Regions from separate parts of the Mus musculus genome. Here region 2 is linked to region 1. A link is a contact called in ENCODE Hi-C or POLR2A ChIA-PET data. All regions are on one chromosome and are shown on one strand. The core of a region is the stretch at or near the end of the contact, and the rest is flanking DNA. Distances in the headings are between cores, read along the strand shown. Region 1 overlaps Atg10 (autophagy related 10). Region 2 holds the start of Atg10 (autophagy related 10).

Evidence for each region. A loop is a pair of places that touch in the nucleus more often than their neighbours do. ChIA-PET counts read pairs that join two places held with the same protein, here RNA polymerase II (POLR2A).
Region 2: a map of left cerebral cortex shows a loop between it and region 1 (2.6-fold over the local background). The contact joins the promoter of Atg10 here to the enhancer-like site in region 1. A Hi-C loop is called at or near these places in 1 of 37 maps with a recorded cell type or tissue (left cerebral cortex). POLR2A ChIA-PET finds 5 or more read pairs at or near these places in 1 of 5 experiments (Patski).

Annotation. Positions count from the first base shown.
Region 1 is chr13:91,127,036-91,130,390 of GRCm38, forward strand. All of the region lies in intron 3 of Atg10 (autophagy related 10), which reads right to left. Among named protein-coding and RNA genes, the nearest start is that of Atg10, 95 kb to the right of the region's middle. Within about 2 kb of position 1,724, at least 1 of the 3 ENCODE cell types and tissues checked has a DNase peak (open chromatin) inside an H3K27ac peak, as active enhancers do; it is left cerebral cortex, where a contact is called at or near this core.
Region 2 is chr13:91,222,208-91,225,562 of GRCm38, forward strand. It overlaps Atg10 (autophagy related 10), which reads right to left and starts at 1,780. Exons shown (of 8, transcript NM_025770.3): 1 at 1,732-1,780.

The DNA of each region.
Region 1 (3,355 bases), core at 474-2,973:
GAATATTGCAATGAATATGTGTGGACAGAGAGACACTCTTTGGGACAAACTATGACATAGCACAGCTTCCATATGAGATGTCTTTATGCCTTATTTATGTTGCTGTTCGTTTGTTTGCGTGTGTGTTTTATTTTGGGGGAGGGGTTGCCAGGGTGAAGGGTGGATATGAGGCGATGGGAAGGTGAGCAGGGCTGGGGTACATGATGTGAAACTCAAAAACAACGAATAAAAAGGTTTTAAAAAGAGTGTTACTAAAAGTGTTTCTTCTAAGACTCTCCTCATGACGCTTGTAAGGCAAGAGTTAAGTGGCCATATAACCAGGAATAGGTGCAACACAGGCCACCAGGGCAGATTTGTGACTTCTATGGCACTCCAGGTTTTTAGGATGTGTGAGGAATGCCTGACCCTTTCTTTAAGCATACTCTCTCTCTCTCTCTCTCTCTCTCTCTCTCTCTCTCTCTCTCACACACACACACACACACACACACACACACACACACACAAAATCAAATTAAATTTTAAAATTTAAAGGTGCCATAAAATTCTACATCATATCATTCAATAGAGGTAGAAGATTGCAGTACAGAAAGGAAGAAAGACTAAGACAAGGAAAGGTGGTTTGTGGGTAGCTCTCCTAAAAAGTCACCACTGCCCACAAGTGCTTTCAGGTGTCCTTAGACACAAAAATTCCTGCTCAGTAGGCACTAAAAAGTACCTGTGGAGGGAAAAAAATGAAGTTAAGCAAACTACAGGTATTAACTTCACTAAGTTAATGAAGCATCATTCAGTATGCAGAACTAATAGCTTATAAATTAAAGTATAACCAGAGAGCCTAGTGTATATAGCTAGTACTATACAAAGACATCTAGGACAATTTGCAAATTCATCTGGAATAACAAAAATCCTAGGATAGCAAAAACTATTCTCAACAATAAAAGAACCTCTGGGGGAATCACCATCCCCAACTTCAAGCTGTACTACAGAGCAATTGTGATTAAAAGCTGCATGGTACTGGTACAGTGACAGACAGGTAGAATAATGGAACAGAATTGAAGACCCAGAAATGAACCCACACACCTATGGTCACTTGATCTTTGACAAAGGAGCTAAAACCATCCAGTGGAGAGAATACAGCATTTTCAACAAATCGCGCTGGCTCAATTGGCGGTTAGCATGTAGAAGAACGAGAATTGATCCATTCTTATCTCCTTGTACAAAGCTCAAGTCTAAGTGGTTCAAAGAACTCCACATAAAACCAGAGACACTGAAACTTATAGAGGAATAATATCCCTATTTTTTAATATAAAATGACACTAATAAGTCAGTAGTGTTTATTAAAATAATCACAGATAAAAATTCTAAATTTCCTAAACATAATAAAAAGTATAGTATAAAACAGCCAAAATATAAACAATCTATGCTAAATTATTTTTAATTAGATCAACAAAACTGAATATAGTTAATCGCGTGGTTTTACTTGGATATTGGATACGGATTCAAAACTTCCTTTCATCTCTTTTGCCTCAGTTTATCCAGACACAGAAAAAAGCCTAGCCTAGCCTCTCTCTGTCCTCCCAGCATGCTCATTCCGTCTTGCCCTCATGATATTTTCCAAGCATCTGCCTTAAACAAAGAGTCCTTGCTGGCATGGGCTTGTTGCTAGCCAGTATTTAGTTCTCTTTCTGCAGCTAAGACAGAGCTACCATCTGCTCCACACAGCTTTTCATTCCTATGATAGCTTTCTGCTCTTTCCCTTTCCAACTCAGAAACAGAAAGCAGGAGAGGAAACAAAGCACTGTAGGTCCACAAGAAGCTGCAGAACACCCAGGAGAGTTTCCTCCCAATCAGGAAAATGCTTCCTTAGCAACCCAGTATCTAAGGCCAATTAACCTCCCTTCCCTATCAATATTCAATTTACATGGAAGTCCTTTTTGGTTAAACCCCTCAGTTTTACAATGAGCTTTCTGGCGGAGAAAAGGGTACTTCTGTCTTCAGGGAGCCAGAGCCTTTCTCCTGAATGCCCTCAAATGCAGTATAAACTTTAAACTGTGTTCAGTACTTTCCTAATGTGATATAAGAGCCTGGGACAGAAACAGTTCAGAAAATAAGGGTCACCATCAAGATGCACCAAACATGAGACTACAGGGTCTATTTCAAAGCAGTCAGACTTGGGTGCCAGGGAGAGGACGCCATGCAGAAAGCATGCCCTGTAGCTGTCGCGGGTTGATTCTCTCACAGGCTGATTTATGTCATTTCCACACAGCCAACAAAGCCCAGGTCACCACCGAATAACCGTGACCTTGGCAGAATTCCAGAGAAAAGACAAATGGAAGACGGGAGCCAAGACAGCAATGCAATCAAGGAATTTCTTCCCTCGTGGCAAAAAAAAAAAAAAATTCCAGAAATAATTCTAGCAAGAAACTGGCATTTCAAGGACATAAAAATTTCACCAACTTACAGAAAGATAGTTTCACACAGATGTATAATGAGGAGTCTCTCCTACCCTGTTTTCAACTGAGAAACAGAGGCTGTATTTTCTAATTTCATAATTAAATCATTACACTATATTTCAGTTAAGATAAAGAAAATACACAGAAAAATTATATGAAGGCCACCAGGCAGAATGGTACAAGCCTTTAAAACCTGACAATGAGGAGGCTATGTAATAATTTTAAAGTTTCTTTAAACTCTTACTATAATATAACATGATATGATATGATATTTTGAATTTACATTGAAATGTGTCATAAATATTAAACCTTCCACTTTCATTACAGCATTAACAAGCAAAGGAACTATTATCTTGGGGCAATTCGTGCTACTGTCGTGATGTGCGATTTCAGAACCAGCGTATCCCTGACAGCTGCAGGGCTTGCCAACTTCCAAAGTTCTACAGCAGTAAAGCTGCCCTAAAGTTGTGCTATGAGAACTGAACAAATGTTAGTCCTTGGCTCCCTTAACCCCACCTATAAGGCAGTGTTGGAAAGGCAACAGTTCTCCTCCTGCTGAGTGTCTCAGCATCAGGAGATAGGCAAAGAAACCAAGTGAGATGAATCACTCACAACAGCATTTGCATTATTTCCAGAACAGAATAAATGACACAAAGACCCGGGTCCCCACCTCAGTCCTGTTAGAATTCGAGACCCTGTTTTATAGACAAGGGGTCTGAGGTTTAAAAAGTTTCACTAAAATCTTCAAACTCATGAAGTGAAAATGAGTAAAAATAGAGATTTAAACCAAATATACCCAACTCCAAAGATTTGGAGCTTCCAACCGCACTGCACCACCCTGCCACACAAATCCCCCGGCAATCCCATTACACTCTCCTCCACTGACGACCGCCATCACGACAGGC
Region 2 (3,355 bases), core at 530-3,029, 95 kb after region 1:
TTTTCCTAAAGGGATGCTTATGTTTCTAAGAAATTTATTGAACGTTAAAAAGTGCTATCAAGATATAATTTGTTCTGGGCATGGTAGTAGATGTTTATGCTCTAGAGGCAACATGATGGTGAGTTCTAGACTAGACTGGACTCAGTAAGACCCTGTCTAAAATATAAAACTGTGGGGGTAGTGTGGTACAGTTGGCAGCATGGTTGCCTAGCCTGCACAAAGGCCTGAGTTCAATTCCCAGCATCACATAAACTGGGCATTGTGTTTAATACACACAGAACTTGGGAAGTGGAGACAGGATCAGCTTAAGGTCAGCCCTAGCTGTCCAGGAAGCTCAAGGCTAGCCTAATCTAGAAAATCTAGACAGGGAAAGATATAATTTTTAAAGCACTGTCTTAGATATCCCCACTTTGTATAGTAAGATCTACACCCTAATCTTGAAATATTCCATATTCAAATGAATCCAGCTTAGAACTATTTACTCTAGTTTCTTCCATTAAAATATAAATAACAACTTTCTGGGTTTTTTTTTTTTTTTTTTTTGCTCATTGAGACAGGATCTAGCCATGCATAGTGCAGGCTAGCCTCAAAATGGAGGTAGCTCTGCCTCTAGCTATGCCAGGCTGGGGTGTGTATAGCCCATTGCCCCACACTTGGGTGAGAGGGATAGGCCATCAAGCTCAGGCATGACGTCTTTAAAACTGCTCTGTGAGACTTTTAACTCCCTTGTTGCTCTGAATTTTTTTTTTTCTGCTAAGTTTTTCATTCTGTGTCATTTTTTCCTGTCAATATCGGACACTTTGGAAGCAATGAGGAGCAATGGTACCTGGAATCCTAAAATAGACTTGAGTCCTGCACAGGGTCTGTGTTCTCCAACCCTAACCATCATAAATGTTCACTTTCATCACCACAGTGGGGGCCACTGTCACATTATAATGACCCAAAGTAAGCCTTTGGAAAAGAACTATTGCACTTAGAAAGAGGAAGCCAATTGTCAAAGAGAACTTAAAACATGAACACAAGCACTGGAGGGAAGCTGATGGCCCCTGTAACCTGAGATGGGGGTCTATAAACTCAGCTTCTCTGAGGAGAGGCTGAGGCAAGAGGCTCAAGATAGGTAAAACAGGCATGAGAGTGCCCACTAGGAATCCCAACACTTGTGTGACAGAGGCAGGGTTGTTTAGAGTTCCAGGCCAGCGTGGGCTACATAGTACAAATCTCTCTCAAAAACAAACCCAAGACTGTTCTGGTTGGTTTGTTTTGTTTTGTTTTGTTTTTTCCTTACAGTTGGAAACAATTTACATCTTGCCGAAAACATGTAACTGCAGAAAATGGGGCTCCATTTTGATTCTGAAACCCTGGGCTTTACTACCAAGATTTTCATAATTATCACTATAGATGCAAGTATGGCTTCTATAAATCAGTTAACTAGTCCTTTATCTCCGCCCCCCTCCCCCACCTTCCCGGTTTTATAGATTATGGGGGGAGGAGGTTGTGTTGGCTGCAAATCTGAAAAGCCTGCCAGTCACTTAACTTCCTTTGTTTCAAGGTCACGTGAGCACATTCCTAGCACAAGGTGGAAAGGTCGCCTGGGCGGCCCGCGCCCACCTCCCAGGCCTGTTACTGGCTGGCCGATCCTCCACCCTTCTCAGGTCCCAGGAGGCGGGCGAGGGCTGCAGGCAGCGGCGGAGGTACCGCCGTGGTTAGGTCGCCGAGGTTAGGTGTACTCACCCCGCTCGCTCGCCCTGACCTGGAGCCGGCGGCGCGCACGGGGCGGAGCGGGGAGGGACGGGGCGGGGCCGGGACCGCAGGAGCGACACGGCAGCGGAGGAGCTCTGCCCGCGCTGCGGTGAGCATGCGCAGTGGGGCTGCACGGTGACGTCCGGGCGAGACCTTCCTGCAACCCGGGCGCCAGCAGCCTTCACTTTCCCGGAGCCTAACCCGCTTGGTGCTCTCGGCCAGGCAGGGGCAACCCCGAGCCAGGGTATCTGCACTCCCTTCCCCACACGCAGTCATTCTAGACGCCTGGCTATAAACAGGGGACTCGTGACAAGTAGAGTGCGAGCCAGGATGAGGGCCGCGAGCATCCCCAAGAGCCTAGAGAGCAGTACCAGCTAAATGAGGTGGTCACTGCCACCCATTTAAGGCTGGGGCGAGAAGTTAGGAATTCGAATGCTAGTAACTGTATCATTTGCAGCACAAAAATCAGAAAATACCAATCAGTAAAATGAAACCAAGAGGCAATGGTAGGGCCAAGGAAAATACCAGAAGATGTAGGAGTCTTAGGGGTTATGGGGACCGATAGAATATCTCAGGAAAAGCATGTCTGGTCCTTTAAACAGTACAGTATTTCTTAGAAAAGAAACAGGCAAAATGAAACTGCTGTCTTCAAATGTGAAAAGGGAAATTTTGGTCTTGAGCAAGTAGTGTAAGATTACCATGTTAAGTAGCTAATAAATTCCTGGGACTCTAGGTAATGGTTTTGCAATTTCCTGTAAGTCCATATTGTTTCGAAATAAAAGGTTAACAGTGTGTGTGTGTATGTGTTCTGAGTTTGTTTTATAATTGGACAGAACATAGATCTGTAGTGACCACTGGCAAAAGATGGGGAAGGGGCTAACTTTAAAAGGGGCTTAGAAGTTAGAAGGATGGTAGAAGGATGGTAGTTTCTGATTGTTGGTTTTATTGATGATTAAACCACTATTTTGTTTGTCAAAACAAAAACCAAAAAAAGTGACATTTTGCCACACACAAAATAGTTTTAAAACAGTTTTGTAAAAATGAACTTTAACTTTTTTGAGCAACTATTAATTAATTGGTAGCACCTAATTTAATTTATTTTTTAATTAGAAGGAATCTGTAGCCTAGGCTAGCCTGGAACTGTAAATACTTCTACATCTAAGTGTTAGGATTAAAGCTTGGAACATCTTAACCTGCTTCTATTTGACGTGTTAGTTTGTTTTGAAGGATAAGAAGTTATTTGTAGGGTATGGCAGCTCATGCTTATAACCCCAGCACTCAGTGAAGTAATAGGGGGTGGTGGCAAGAGGAATTCAAGGCCAATCTGGGCTATAGAGGAAATTCTAGAGCAGCCAAGTCTGCTTTATTATTTTCTAAAAATAAAGTAAAAATTACCAAAAAAAAAAAAAACCTGCCCATGTAAAAATAAGAATCATTAATTTACCATACTATTGTACTCAAAATTTTAGAATACGTACCACAAATTATACCACATTAGCTTAAGCCCGGCATTCTATACCAGAGCCAGTTTCAAATGACATGATTCACCTATGGTAGACAAAAAAATAGGATGTAAGTCACGTCACCTCAGTGCATTTCCCTGTACCACGGTTCT